Regions from separate parts of the Homo sapiens genome. Here region 2 is linked to region 1. The links are chromatin loops, found by intact Hi-C in ENCODE. Cell type or tissue: psoas muscle. All regions are shown on one strand.

What was found. A loop is a pair of places that touch in the nucleus more often than their neighbours do. Peaks named below come from ENCODE experiments on the same cell type or tissue, not always from the same donor. Only the 100,000 strongest peaks of a DNase experiment are listed, where the experiment ranks them.
Region 2: it touches region 1 in a loop (2.6-fold over the local background); 21 of 110 quality-filtered maps call a loop at or near these places.

Annotation. Positions count from the first base shown.
Region 1 is chr2:41,865,691-41,873,690 of GRCh38, forward strand. It overlaps the pseudogene RNU4-63P. Among named protein-coding and RNA genes, the nearest start is that of LINC01913, 7.9 kb to the right of the region's middle. RefSeq lists a silencer at 4,128-4,227. In psoas muscle, CTCF peaks have their summits at 4,214 (motif pointing right) and 5,671 (motif pointing left); DNase peaks (open chromatin) are centred at 4,231 and 5,701; H3K27ac peaks cover 820 bases.
Region 2 is chr2:42,235,103-42,243,102 of GRCh38, forward strand. All of the region lies in intron 1 of EML4 (EMAP like 4), which reads left to right. Among named protein-coding and RNA genes, the nearest start is that of EML4-AS1, 69 kb to the left of the region's middle. In psoas muscle, a CTCF peak has its summit at 3,821 (motif pointing left); no DNase peak of the experiment used is centred here.

The DNA of each region.
Region 1 (8,000 bases):
GAGTTCACTCAGCCCCAGCCACACAGCTAGTGCCTTCCCTCTGCAAACATTCCACAAATGACCATAAACATCCCACAAATGACCATTTCCATGTGAGCTTTTTAACATTTGGCCTCTCAAGCCTTAAGAAATTCTCCACTCTTCAATTTCTAAAAGTAAATCACATTTGGGCATTTTACAGAAGGTCAAGAAGTTTTGCCACCTACATCAAAGACATACATCTTTCCTTCCCTCCTCTTACTTTTGAAATGATAGCCAAATTGAGAGGAGCCCTTCAAAGTCTTCACAATAAGTCTTGCACAATAAGAAAAGGTTCTCTGTGTGATCACTTAGCAAACAATTATCCATTTCCTTCTCTTTGTCCCAGATTTAGAGCCTAAAAATTCATCTTTTGTTTGATATTTATTTTGAGATGAAAGAATACTAGATAAAGATGTATTCTCTGATTTGCTAACATGCAGACAAAGTTTTCCCCATATTCGTCCAGTTACTGAAAGGGAACCCTAATCCACATGCTATTATTTTCCATCAGTGGACTTTGTCCTTCATCTATCTCCTTCTTCCCTTCTTCCTCCCACTTAGTCTAGACATGCCTCTTTTAAATGATCGACATGGTTGACAAATTTCCATGTTATTTCTTTGAAAAAGAATTGTTTCTCTTTGTTATATACGTAGAAGAAGATTAAAGTGTACAACTTATCAATGTTTCCTACTGTATTATTTCGTTTTCATGCTGCGGATAAAGACATACGCAAAACTGGGAACAAAAAGAGGTTTAATTGGACTTATAGTTCCACATGGCTGGGGAGGCCTCAGAATCATGGCAAGAGGCAAAAGGCACTTCTTACATGGCAGTCGCAAGAGAAAATGAGGAAAATGCAAAAGCAGAAACCCTTGATAAACCCATCAGATCTGGTGAGACTTATTCACTATAAGGAGAATAGCAGGGGAAAGACCAGCTGCCATGATTCAATTACCTTCCCCTGGCTCCCTCCCACCACACGTGGAAATTCTGGGAGATACAATTCAAGTTGAGATTTGGGTGCGGACACAGCCAAATCATATCACCTACTGAATTGCTATTATTGCATGCAGTTTTTTTTTAGTAGTTATCACATTCCAAGAGGAAACACTGTCACTATTCATAAATTTACCACACACTCAATTTATTTCTCCCATATTTATTCTACTAAATCTTGAATAAGTGACATTAACTTTTTGCCTAATTTTTCTCCCTTGAAAACAAATTGTGTCTAGCTTGAGTTTTGTCTTCCAAATCTCCACATTCTAAATCCTCATCCATCTGCCTATAATGAATAGTACTTATGCTCCCCCCACTTTTTGAGTGTCTCTTTCAAAAAATCTTACCAGAGATACAAAACATTAACACAATGTTTAAACCTGCTGATGTGGAACAAGCATGAACTTTCTGTTCAAACGCACTGCACAGAACGAGCCTCAGTCTTCTCACATTTAAAGCAGTCAGATTCATTAGACTTGAGAGACAGTCTCTGAGTTCCTCTGCTACTCAAATTTTTATTTATCCTTAGTCATTCTCACAGGACAAAGGCTGCAGGAACCTTCTGGTAGAAAGAAACAAAGACAGGAGAAATCAACAGAGACAGAAATGGAACAGTAGCAAAAAGGAAGCTGTCCCAGATCCAGGCAAGAAAGATGTCTCAGCCAGGGCAAGCCCCATCTGGGGAAAGGAGCTCTTGTCCTGTTGGTTCCTCCCAGCCACAAATACCAGCACACGTGTACACTCCACATAGACAAACCCCACTCTGCAGATACACACACACCGCACACATACACAGCATCAACATCCACACAAAGAGCTGGCTATGGCTCCTTCTCTCGAGTTGAGCCTGTATTTGACAACTGTTGAGGAGGCGGAAGCTGGGGGTGGCCAATGAATAAGAAAACAAAAAATGAGCTTTGTGTGAGAGTTCACTGGGATCTTACAAAATGTCTTTTTAATCCTGGAACTATTTTCTGTTGTGTGGGAGGAGAGGAGCAAGGGTGATGCCTGGAGATGGAGGTCTTGAGGAGGACGTGTGCAAGTTCCTAGGGAGGGCAGAAATCAAAAATGAAAGTCAAGGTCGGGTGGATGACACAGGGTAGAGAGCCAGTGAGTCTTCACAGCACCCTGGAGTCAGAAGGATCTGCTGGTTCTGCTCAAGGCTGGGATGCACTTTACCTAGATCCTGGAAAGCAACATAAATCACTGCCTTGACTGGCCACAGCTGACCATGGGGATGGGGGTGATGAGGGCTAAGCTCTGTATTCTATGCACAGCATAGGAGTTCACTCAGCCCCAGCCGCGCAGCTAGTGCCTTCCCTCTGCAAACATTCCACAAATGACCATAAACATCCCACATATGACCATTTCCATTTGAGTTTTTTAACACTTGGGCTCTCAAGGCTTAAGAAATTCTCCACTCTTCAATTTATAAAAGTAAATCACATTTGGGCATTTTACAGAAGGTCAAGAAGTTTTGACACCTACATCAGAGACATACATCTTTCCTTCCCTCCTCTTACTTTTGAAATGATAGCCAAACCCCAGCGGTTTCATTGCCTGGGAGAATGCTGTGCCACACACAACATCTGTAAGTAGTTAATTTTCCAAATGGGAGATGGTCACCACAGATGCAGAACTTTTAAAAATAAACATCAGAAAAATATTACTCCAGCAAAAATGAAAGCCTAGAATCCACGTGAGTGGGTGGGAGGTAGCTGGCGCAAGGTAGATCAAAGCTGCATCCTAGTCTGCCTGGCCATGCAAAAGCAAGAAAAATAGAACCACAGAACTTCAGAGCAAAAAAAAAGAAGGACCTTTGGGGGGTATCCTAGCTCCCATATAATAGGGAAATTAAGGCCTGGGCCAGGAAGTGAGTGCCTATCTGTGTTGGACTGGAGCTCAGGCTGAGAGCTTTCTGCTCTAGAATAAGCCTCATTTTTATTAGGGTATCTTAGCTTTTTCCCTTTTAAGAAAAATAAAAATCCTCTGACTTAACCACGGCCTTTAGCCCCTACATGGGGCCCTTTTGAGGTGGGCGGGGGACTCTGGTCCTGGCCTCCTGAGATGGGTGTATCCCCTACCTACACCCCTCATCATGCATGCCCTGCATCTGGATGGCAAGCCATGAGAACCCAGGACACTGCAGAGGCCAAGGCTAGAGCAAGACTGACAAAGGCCTAAGAGAGGGAACTCCACTTGGGCAGCTACTTCTTATCTATTTTATGGAATGAGGTGGCCAAGCTTGAGAATCTTGTGCCCTGAGACTAAAGAAAGCCTGATCACTGTGACCAGCATGAGTTATAGAGAGGTTGGGGCAGGGCAAGCTGGACATCCAACTGCACCCACATCCTCCCACAACCATTCCTCTCCTGCCTCAACATGAGACTGGTGCCTCTGGACAGGAGCAAAGTGAGGCACAAAGTATGTCCCCTACACACAGACAGGCACAGAATAGGCATTCAGTAAACCATAGTTCAGCCAGGCAGGATGGCTCATGCCTGGAATCCCAGCACTTTGGGAGGCCAAGGCAGGCGGACCACCTAAGGTCAGGAGTTCAAGACCAGCCAGGCCAACATGGCGAAACCCCATCTCTACTAAAAATACAAAAATTAGCCGGGTATAGTGGTGGGCACCTGTAATCCCAGCTACTCAGGAGGCTGGGGCAGGGAGAACTGCTTGAACTCGGAAGGTGGGGGTTGCAGTGATCCGAGATCACACCACTGCACTCCAGCCTGGATGACAGAGTGAGACTCCATCTCAAAATAATAATAAAATAATAAACTGTAGTTGTTTCGGCTTGGAGTGAAATGGAAGAAATATGAGGGACAGATAGCACATTTAAAGGGATCTATTGTTCCAGCCCAGATGAGCCCCTGGACATTCCTGTGTGTTATGCTTTACCAGGTGCCTTATCACTGCTTTATCCATCTCTTCCCTACAGGTGGTTTTCTGCAGGGAGGCTCCAAAAGACAGAAGCTGAGTTCTGCCAGAAGAAAAAGGGAATGGAATATGTAAAAGAAAAGGATAAAAGAAAACTGGGGACAGACAGGCAAGGCTAGTAGGGAAGGGGGAGTGGGGTCTCTGGGGAGAAGAGAATCCTCAACCTGGGAAGAAGGGGAGGCTTGAAAGCAGAGGGGAAAGCTATGGAGGTCTGGAGGGCAGAGGAAATCCCAGATGTGGTGGCCAGCAGGGGTCGCTGATGCCCCACCAACAGCCTTAGGGCTGGGGAAGACTCAAAGGGAGGAAGATTTTCAAAAGCTCAAGTGGGCTTCACTCCCTCCCCTACCCTCCACCGTCCCCTCTGCCCCAGACTCTTCCTTATGGCATTGAGGTCTCTCTTCTAGGGTTCTGGAGGTTCCTTTCCCTGTGATCCTTTTCCTGAAAGTGAGCAAGATAGCCTGGCCAGGCAGCCCTGGGGGTGATGGAGGCAGCAGGTGGGGAGAGGCCTCCTGGATTTGCCCTCCAATGCTGCTCCCATGGGCACCCATGGAAATGGGGGTAGGAGGGCACCTCTGACCACAGGCTGCTGATGGGGTTGGCGCAGGCAGAGGAAGGGAGGGAACTGCTCTTCCTGGCTATCCTTGTCAAATAGCAAATTCAGAGCAGAGCCACAGCGAAGCCTGGAGGTAGAGGAATGCCCCCCGGCCAGCAGTGGTTCAGGGCCGTGCTTAGGAGCACCAAACCTGAGCCTGGGCGCTGCATGCTCCGAGGGCCAATCCCAGCACACACTGTTCCCCCACTGTCTGAGGCCCAGCACCTGTTGTCTAGAATCAGCGTCTACTTGCCTCTAGGCAGACACCCTGACCAATTCTCTACCCTCCTTGGCTTCTCCATTTTCAGTTCTGCTCCTCAGACACCAAAAGCTCCTATCACTACAACCTTCCTCATATTACCTTTTCCAAGATTCTGGCTTAGCCAGTATTAGTTACAGTTCAGGTCAATCAATGTCCTTCAAGAAGAGTTTAGGAAGACCTGTGTGTCCCAAGTCCTAATCACATCTCAGAATGGTTCTGCCACAAACTCTGAGATTCTTTCAAAAAGCATGTATTGATCTGCTCTTGCTTTCCTAGGGCCATAAAAGAGGCAGGCTTATGGAACCAAGTATGTTGCGCCTCTGAGCTAATGGTTCCATCTTTGGAGGCCACTCCTCAGGGTAGTTCTTAACTGACAGATGACCCCCGACATTAGAAGAGATGCCAGCAGAGTCCAGACCTGGGGTAGGACCCTGAGCTGTTTATCCCCAACAGTCAGAAGGAAGGCTGCACTGTCCCAGGGGCACCCAGCCTCCAAATGAGCCTCAAGGAAGGGTCTGGAAGGCCAGACAATACTATGGTCAGATTATGGACTTGGGAATTGCTGCAGATGCCATTGGGGGTAAGGAAGATTAGGAAATTCTGGAACTCAGGAGCTGCCCAGGCAGCCAGACTGCCTCTGACACACCCAGTCCTCATTTGGATTTGAGGAAAGGAGACTTGAGCGCAGGAGAAAGGCACCCAGGAGCCTGTGAGTCGTGCCTAAGCCTCTGGATCCCACATCTGAGGAAACAACTTAATGTAAGCTTTGAGTGGTGCTACCACCGTCGCCTCTGAGGTTTAACCGAGGCGCGATTGTTGCTGATTGAAAACATGAGACCTAATTCCAGCCCCCTCCTCCCTCCAGTGGCAGGCGGAGGCTCCACATCCATTTCCTGCCTTGGTCAGAACTGGCTCCGGAATGGGACAGGGCTGCCTGTGGCTCCAGCTGGGGGAGGCTGAGGTGAATAAAGACAGTGATGGAGAGGGATCCAAGGGAAACCAAGGATGGATGTGAAGAGCTGATGCCACCTGCCACCCATCCAGGTGGAGTCCTCCCAGACTCCAGGCTCATGCCAAGGGAGGGTGTAGGTGGTTGCTAGTGTAAGCTAATCCTGTGTCTGTGATGCCGAAAAAACTATATAAATGCCCATCACCTCTCTGGGGACAGCCCTGCTCCCCAGCCATTCCCTATAAGAAGCTGCCCTTATACAACCACTTTCCCCCAGTCTTGGAGATGGTCAGCTCTGCAGAGCTCACAGAGAAATCAAAGATATATAGGGTGTTATTAGACGGATCCTAGCAAAGGGCAGGTTTAACCAATGCCCTCACATTTTATAACTGAAATTCAGAGCGGTTAAGCAACCTCACAGAACAAGATCTAGTCTGCAACTCTTTGCTTCTTATTTTTTGGGAAAGGGTCTCACTCTGTCATTCAGGCCAGAGTGCAGTAATGCAATGATAGCTCACTGTAACCTCTAACTCCTGTGCTCAAGTGATCCTCCCACCTCAGCCTCCCAAGTAGCTGGGACTACAGGTACATGTCTAGCTAATTTTTTTTTTTTTTAAGAGACATAGTCTCACTATGTTGCCCGGGCTGGTATTGAACTCCTGGCCTGGTCCCCAAGGGATCTTCTCGCCTTGGCCTCCCAAACTACTGGGAATATACACTTGAGCCACCGCACCCAGCCTAGTTTGCAACTCTTGACTCCTGATTCCTGAGTGCTCCTTCTCTGACACCAGAATTTTCCAGAAGGTCTCCGAAAGAGGTCAAGAAATAAGCAGCTCTGATCAAACTATTAAAAAATCAGCTTCAGGCCAGGCACAGTGGCTCATGCCTTTAATCCCAGCACTTTGGAAGGCCGAGGCAGGCAGATCTCTTCAGCTCAGGAGTTCAAGACCAGCCTGGCCAATGTGGTGAAACTCTGTCTCTATTAGAAATACAAAAACTAGCTGGGTATGGTGGCACATGCCTGTAATCCCAGCATGCGCCACCACACCCGGAGTTCTGAGAATTGCTTGAACCCAGGAGGCGGAGGTTGTAGTGAGCTGAGATCATGCCCCTGCACTCCAGCCTGGGCAACACAGCAAGACTCTGTATTTTTTGTTTTAATAAGCTTCAAAATTGTAATAAGTGAGTAGTCAATGTGGCTGTTTGCAGATAAACACACCAACATGTCATTTCATTTAGCATGATCCTGAGGGCCATGCCTCATGGAAAGCCATCCTCACACTTTTCTGTTTCCCCCTCAGTCTACTCCCCTGAGAAATGAAACCACATCCTGGCCTCAGAGGAATGCCTTGAGGTTGCCATGGTAAGACATATGTGCGGTAGTGTCTCACCAATCCTGAAATCACCTCTCCAGCTGACAGTCAAGGACAGGGAAGTGGAAAAGACCCCCAGACAGCCACTGTAGACCTCACAATGTCCGGGTTCCAAAGTTCATGCCAAGCAGTCACAGAAAGGCCTTTCAGACTCATTTGGATTCTTTTCATTCTTGCTTCACAAACAGCTCTAACAGACTTACCCTTCCGAATTTTTGTTGTTGTTATTATTACTTCTTTTGTTTAGTCCCTGGAATATTGGAAGCAGGCAACAAATTAGAAGAAAGATACTGAACTGCTAGTGAGAGGCATACTGGGAATCAAAAAAGTGAGGTTAGCTGAAAGACACAAGATAGCAACAAAAGCACAAATAGGAATCCCAAAAGCATAGAAAGCTGGAGTCATTTTAGTATAGAGATAAATAGCCATGTACATTTCAGTAGACCTGAAGGTATCACAGTGTTCCTGAGTCATCAAAAATAATTTCTATAAAAGGAGTCTTTCCATCCATCTTTCATCCCAAGAATAATAGCACAGCCTCATCCAGTTCATAGGATTTTCACTCCTATAAGTCAAGTAAGTTGTTCTCAATATCAAGAATGAGATTCTCCCTAGGGAATCTAGCCTGTGTTGACTCTTTCTCTTCACATGCACTGCACACATTCAGAGGCAACAGACAGAAGCTCTCTGCATTCCCACCCCCGTTAGCAGAGAAGAATATGACCGTAAATTAGCATAAAGATTCTTCAGAGACAAGGCACAGAAACAATGTATGCAGAATATTGGGGGAATGTCCAAAACACTTGAGCACGAACTGTTTCCAAGCTCCCATAAGCAGTTGAGCTGCTTCTATGTATCTA
Region 2 (8,000 bases), 370 kb after region 1:
CTGGCCAACATGGTGAGATCCCGTCTCTATTAAAAGTACAGAAATTAGCCGGGTGTGCTTGCAGGTGCTTGTAATCCCAGCTACCCGGGAGGCTAATGCAGGAGAATCGCTTGAACCCGGGAGGCAGAGGTTGCAGTGAGCCGAGATCGCACCACCGCACTCAGTCTGGGTGACAAGAGCGAAACTCCATCTCAAAAAAAAAAAAAAAGTAGCAGAGCATGGTGGCGTGCACCTGTAATCCCAGCTACTCAGGAGGCTAAGGCGCGAGAATTACTTGAGCAGCCTGGGAGGCAGAGGTTGCAGTGAGCTGAGATCATGCCACCGTACTCCAGCCTGGGCAACAGAGCCAGACTGTGTCTCAAAACAAACAAAACAAAAACACTATACACAGTGTGTGGTATTGTTACTAGTTTCTCATGGTCTTCACTCAACGTTAGCTTCTCTAATCTAACCTAATCTTCTGCCATTACCATTCTAACCTATAAGGGCTGCACAGTATCTCAGCATAAGTGCTTTAGGAAGGGGAGATCAGAGACTATTTCAAATTTTTTAACAACTTATTTGTTCTTGGGATGATATTATATCTCATATCATGTAACTTTTTGAAATGAAGGACTGTTTTTTTCCTTAGGTTTGTAGATAATTAATCTTAGAGTCATACTATTAGGCCTCAAAACTGTCATAAAGACCATCTAGTATAGTTGTTTTTATGCCACAAAACCCCAGGGTTCTTAGAAATACAACTTCATTTTTGTTTTGGAACTTAATTCACAAAAAATGGATTCATTGTTCTCCAAAGAATAAAGTGAATAAATCAGTTATGTAGACCAGTTATCATATCCCCCATCTACTTTTACAGAAGAGAAACATCACTGAACTTCCCTCCCCCTCCCTAAAAAGTTACAATACATGTTTTAATCACGTAGATGTTCCATTATGTGTGAGTGTCTCACTGTCCTATCCTCTGTCATACAACCATCAGAAGTAACTATTGTCATAAATTTTGTGTATATCATTCCCTTGGTTTTTCAGTAGTTTTATTCTAAACATTGTATTATTTACTTTTGTATGTTTTTGAACTTTATATAAATTTCACCTGACTTGCTCTTTACATTCATCATGTTCCTGAGATTCAAAATGATGTTGCACATCGCCATAGTTTACTTTTACTATTCTGATATTCTGTTGGTTGTTAATATCACAATTTACCCGTTTTACAATTGATAGATATTTAGGTTGTTTCCAATTTGTTTTTATGATGAACTATGCTGCTGTGAATATTCTTGGACATGTCTTTTGATGTATGTATGTCTGCAGGAGTTTCTCTAGAACAGAGACTGGGAGACTGCCTGGGAGGCCACCTGTTTTATAAATGAAGTTTTATTAAATGAAGTTTTATTGGAACATAGCCACACCCATTCATATACATATTTCTAGCTGTTTTTGTGTTACAAAGGCACATCTGAGTAGTTTGCTCCACAGACTGTGTGGTCTGCAAAGCCTAAAATATTTAACTATTTTCCCCTTTACAGAAAAGTTTGTTGACTCCTACTTTAGGTTAGGGTAACACAGTGGAATTGCTGGGTCATAGGATGTGTGTGTCTTCAGTTTTACTAGATATTGCCAAGGTTTTTTTTCCCCCTAAAGTCATTGAAACAGGTCACTTTCTACCAGTGATGTTGGAGAGCTTGTATCCCTCCATATCTTTGGGAACACTGTATGTTGTCACACTTTACGTTTTTGGCCAGTCTGGTACGCATAAGATAGTATTTTGGATGGTTTCAATTTTCCTTTCCAAGATTATTAATGAGGTGCTTGAGTCTCATTTTATGTTTGTTGACCATTTATGTTTCCTTTTCTATGAGGTGTTTAGAAAGACTGGCAAAACCTTTGACTAACTATAGAATTGTTTGTAGTCTCAACCTCCCTGGTCTCAGGTCATCCTCCCACCTCAGCCTCCTAAGTAGCTGGGACTACAGGTGTGCCACCATGTCTGGCTAATTTTTGTATTTTTTGTAGAGACAGGGATGCCATGTTGCCCAGGCTGGTCTCGAACTCCTGAACTCAAGCAGTCCTCCTCCCTCGGCCTCCTAAAGTGCTGGGATTGTGGGCATGAGCTACCATGCCCAGTCTGGATACTAATTTTTATCATTTATTATGTGTTACAGCTATCTTTCCCATGTGTATGGATTACTTTCTCTCTTTATTATGTCTTTTGGAGACCAAACATCTGAATTCCATTGTAGTTAAGTATCAGTATTTTATGGTTTTTTTGGTGTCTTTTTTGGACCTTCCTGTTTGTAGGATATGAAGACATTTGCAGTTATTTTCTAAAGATTTTATGATTTTGCCTTTAATTCTTTAATCTTCTTGGATTTTATTTTTGTGTGTGGTGGAGATATGGGCTTTAATATATGGTTCACCCTTGAATAACATGGGGGTTTGGGGTGCCAACTCCCTCCCTCTCCCGCTCAGTCAAAAATCCACGTATACTTTTGCTTCCCCAAAAACCTGACTACTGATAGCCTACTATTGACCAGAAGCTTTACTGGTAACAAGTTGATTCACATATTTTTGTGTATTACATATATTATATGCTGTACTCTTATAATAAAGTAAGCTAGAGTAAAGAAAATGTTATTAAGAAAGTCATAAGGAAAATTCATTTACTATTCATTAAATCAAAATGGATCGTCATAAGACCTTCCTCTTCGTCATCTCAACTACTCAACATGAGTTGAGTAGGTTGAGGAGGAAGAGGAGAGGTTGGCTTGCATTTTCCTGTTAAGTACTTAAGTATGAATAAGTTTTAAAAAGTGATTACTTATTGGTAGCATATAAGTTCAGAGTCAGGAATGATGGTTATGCCAAAAAACAACCAGTTGTCCATGTGGGTGTCTGAAATAGTGACACCTTTGTTTTCTGATAGTTCAGTATACACTTTATTTCATGCACAAAATTATTTTTTAAATACTGTATAAAATTACCTTCGGGACATGTATGTAAGATGTAAGTGGAACATAAATGAATTTTGTAGTTAGACTTGGATCCCCTCCACAAGATATCTCATTATGTATATGCAGATATTCCAAAATCTGAAAAATTTGAGACCTGAAACACTTCTGGTACCAAGCAATTCAGATAAGGGATACTCAACCTGTAATATGTTTTTAAAATAGAAGAGGTCCTCATTTTAGAGACTTCTCATATAAACAGTTCAAAAAGCTTAGTTATTCAATGTACCATAATATAGGAAATTAGATTGGAAAGGGAGCATTGCTATGGATAGGCATAGCTAATCCCAACTGCAAAGAGGTAAGGGGAAAAGTAGAAAGAAAGATTAGAAAACCAAAAATGTGGTCTGGTGCAGTGGCTCATGCCTGTAATTCCAGCACTTTGGGAGGCTGAGAGGGGAGGATTGCTTGAGGATGGGAATTCAAGACCAGCTTGGGCAATATTGTGAGACCCATCTCTACAAAAAAGAAAATTAAAAATGTAATTTTGTTTTTATTTTTTTATTTTTTATTTTTTTGGCAATAGGGTCTTACTCTTTTGCCCAGGCTGGAGTGCAAGGGTGCAGTTATAGCTCACTGCAGCCTTGAACTGGGCTCAGACAATTCTACTGCCTCAGCCCCTGAATTACAAGCATGTGCCACCACACCTGGCTAACTTTTAAAAAATTGTTATTTATTTGTTTTAAAGACAGGGTCTTGCTCTGTCACGCAGACTTGAGTGCAGTGGCACAGTCATGCCTTACTGCAGCCGTGACCTCTTAGGCTCAAGTGATCCTCCTGCCTCAGGACTGGGACTATAGGTGTGTGCTGCCACCCCCTGGCTAATTTTTTTTGTAGAGACAGGGTCACCCTAGGTTGCCCAGGCTGGTCTTGAACTCCTCGGCTCACGCAATCATCCTGCCTCAACGTCTCAAAAGTGCTGAATTATAGGCCTGAGCCATGGTTCTCAATTATTTAATTAGAAGTATAATAGCCTCTAGGGCATCATTTCACCACAGTGCTTGCAGCGTAGTAATTAATATTCTAAATGAAGACTGAGTCACCAAGAAGTGGTTACATTATGATGGTGTGCCCCCACTAAGAAAACAAGACAGTAAGTATTCTGTTTTAGAAAGATATAAAATCGGTAAAATCCAAAGGTACTAGAATGTGTAGGCATGTCTTATTCTGATATGATACTGGATTGCCAACTTTTGGATATTTATAATGAAACACAATATACTTACCTTTGCAAAGGTGACACATTTCTCAACAGTTCAGAAAAAAATTAACTGTGATTCAGTGTAATAAAAGCATAATGAATAGCTATCATTGTATTCTTTAAACTGTAATATTTCAAACTTTATAAAGTTTACGAAGTCACATGTAGATTTCCTTGTATTTCTAAAAAGAGACTGACTCATGCCGGTAAATAGATCAGACTGATAGTGAGAGGTTTCTGGATCTCCGTTTTCTCTTCATTCTTTACTTTTTTTCTTAATGAGTTCAAAAATGCTTGAGAATTCATTTGTATTTCATATTTTAACCTTCAAAGCTGGAAACTATTTTGAGAAGGGGCAACAATTTTTAAAAACCAGGGGGCAATTAGAAAAAATGTTTAAAGGGAGGGGATTACCATTTTTAGCTTATACTCCTACTCTATAATAAAGGCGGCGGGGGGTGGGGTGTAAGGAAAATGATCTAATCTACTTGATCAAGAAAAGGGAATGTTAATAGCCCTCAGAAAATATATTCATTTACTGAACAGTTATATCCCTTAGTTTATTGTGAATGAGAATGGGGGCATCTTAGAGATTGGGAGGGAAAAAAAATAAGAGCAAAGTTTTCAAAATGGAAAGAACAAGAGCAATGCATAATATAGTCATCAGAGGAAGGAACTCTGACTCGTTTGCTGTGTGGCCATGGGTAACTCACCTGATGTCTCAGAGTCTTAGTTTACTTATTTATAAAATGATGAGAGGGGTTGTTGGACTTCAAGATAGTGTCTGTTCTTGTTTTAGTAATCTATGATAGAAATTTAAGTTATTTGCATTCTCCTTTGCTATGTTCCTTATAACACTGGAACACTGTAACTGGAGGAAACTTGTTTTAAGAAGTTAAGCTTCAGAAGCAATGCATTTTACCTTAAAGGGCATAAATTAATACACATTTTTATTGTGAAATTCGAATAATACAGGAATACATACACTAAAAAGCAAAAATTTATTTTTATTTCCTCTTTTCTAATCTTACCTTCCTAGCCAGAGGTAACCCAGTTACCAGTTTGATGTGTGTACTTCACAACTTCTTTCTGTGTACATTATATATACATATGTGTGTGTGTATATGTGTGTTTTTTGTGTTAATTTTTTAAAAGTGTGTTTTGGTGTGTGTCTATCAATTATTCAGTACATATTGTTTTGCAGTTTGCTTATCCACTTAAGTCATCTTGTAGATTTTTCAAATTTTTAGCTTATGCTCCTACTCTGTTATTTTAAATTATTCCATGATATTCTATGGTATGGACATATTACAGCTTATTTAACCTCATCCTTAGACTTCAGGTCATTTCTAATTTTGTGGCAATAATAAACAGTGCAATAAAGAACATCACTATAGGATAGCAACTTACTGAAAGCATCCTGTATTGCCATGCCATGCATTATTTCATCTAATCATCCCAAGCCTGATGTAAGTACCAGTTCACATGAGTAAATTACACGTGAAGAAAGCAGTCACAGAGTTGGTAAATAGCAAACAGATGGCCGGGCGTGGTGGCTCACACCTGTAATCCCAGCACTTTGGGAGGCCAAGGCAGGCAGATAGATCCCTTGAGGTCAGGAGTTTGAGACCAGCCTGACCAACATGGCAAAACTCCATATCTACAAAAAAATAAAAGTTAGCTGGGTGTGGTGGCATGCGCCTCTGTAATCTCCCAGCTACTCCGAGCCTCAGCTAATAGAATCTGAGGCAGGAGAATCTCTTGAACCCATGAGGCGGAGGTTGCAGTGAGATTGCACCACTGCACTCCAGCCTGGTCGACAGAGTGAGTCTCAAAGAAAAAAAAAAAGCAAACAGATAGATGTATTTAGTCAGTGTAATACCAGAGTTAATGCACTATTCTACCACAGCTTTTATTGAATTCTCAAAGAAATTCATGCCCCTGAAAGGGTTAAGAGCCAGGATTTTAGACAGGAAGGAATTAGAGCTGTGAGGAACTCTGGTGATAACTACTATGCTCTGTTACATTGCCATTGCTTGTTGCCTTGGCTATAGTGACCCTGTAATTGATCATCCAAGTCAGGGAACTTGAGAGTGAAAGAGGGGGCATTATGATAATATTTATACTGAGATAGGAGACATACTTGTTCTGGAGAAACTGAGATACTTGAACATGTTAACCCTAACATAGGCCATCATCACCTTTCACATGGGTTACTGCAACAGCCTCCTGTCTGTTCTTGTGTTTACTCTTATCCTGTTCCAATCTATTTTCACACAGCGACCAAAATGATCTTCCTGAAACAAAAAACGGATTAAATCACTCAGTAGTTTAAGCCCCTTGCGTGGCTTTGTGAAAGGATGTATTTGTTTGGTCCTCATGTGATTATTGTTAGAATGCAGCATAGAATAAAATAAAAGGCACATAAGGTGAGAGTCAAAAGACTTGTCTTTGAGTCTGAGATACCTAGATTAGTTTGGTGACCTTGAGCAAGTTATTTAGTTTGAGCTATTTCCTCCAGTGTAAAATATAGATTGTGTGTGTATGTGTGTGTGTCGGGGGGGGGAAGCTGAGGTAATAAATATGAAAGGCACAATATAAATGCAGGCAATTGTTAACTTTGTATATGTTATGCCCTTTGAAAAATTGTTCTTGTGTCTCACAGTGTCTATCAGGGTTTGGTAGGAATTTTACAAGCTGAACCACCTTTCTTGTCACTATCCAAGTTTCACACAACTTAAACACCTTAGTCATTTTTTAAAAAATCAAAGTTTGTAAAAGTTTGCTGAAGGTAAGTTACCAAGCTGGTACTAAAACCTAGCACCCTAACCTTGGCATTATAGCCTGATGATCTAGTAGTTCAGCTGCCTTCCCAGAATAATTAAGCAGGTTATATGTTTACAAAAATCATATAAGCATTTTATCTGTGGTCATAATATAAAGATATAGCTCATCTTTCATGAATTGAGAACATTTTAGAAAAATATATCCATATAGTTTACTGACTTAATCGCGGCCTTTGGTTTACAAATAATGGCTTGCAAAAAGTGAATTTATTACGTTACATAATTAGCTGGGAGGAATATTGGAGCAGCTCTCAGAATTGAAGGGCCAAGGCTTCAGAGAGTATAACTGGAACACAAGGTAGTTAGAACCACCTTTATTTTTGACAGTCCTAGGGTGACATCCTGGTAGCTGGAGAACCAAGGTGGATGGGCTATAACTCTACCTCTGGGAAATTCAAGAGGGCTTCATTTGGCCTATCCTGTATCTCATGACTACTACTCCTGTGGTAGTATTAGACTGAGCCATATTAACTAACTCACTTCCTTCCTCCCTCCCTCTCTCCTTTCCTCCCTCCCTTCCTTCCCTTTTTTCTCTTTTCTTTTCTTTCCTTTTCTTTTCTCTTCTCTTCTCGTCTCGTCTCGTCTCTTCTTTTTTTCTCTTTTCTTTTTTCTTTTCTTTCTGATAGGGTCTTCCTCTGTCACCCAGGTTTAAGTGCAGTGGTGTAATTAAAACTCACTGAATCCTTGAATTAAACCCATCTTTGACTGGGTTTAAGTGAGCCTCCCATTTCACTTTTCTGAGTAGCTGGGACTACAAACACGTGCCACCATGCCCAGCTAATTTTTTCCATTTTTGTAGACATGGGTTCTCACTACGTTGCCCAGGCTGGTCTCGAACTCCTGGGATCAAGCGATCCGCCCACCTTGGCCTCCCTAAGTGCTAGGATTACAGTCGTGACCTGCCTTGTCCAGCTGAAATTTCTAGTAGTAATATTTATA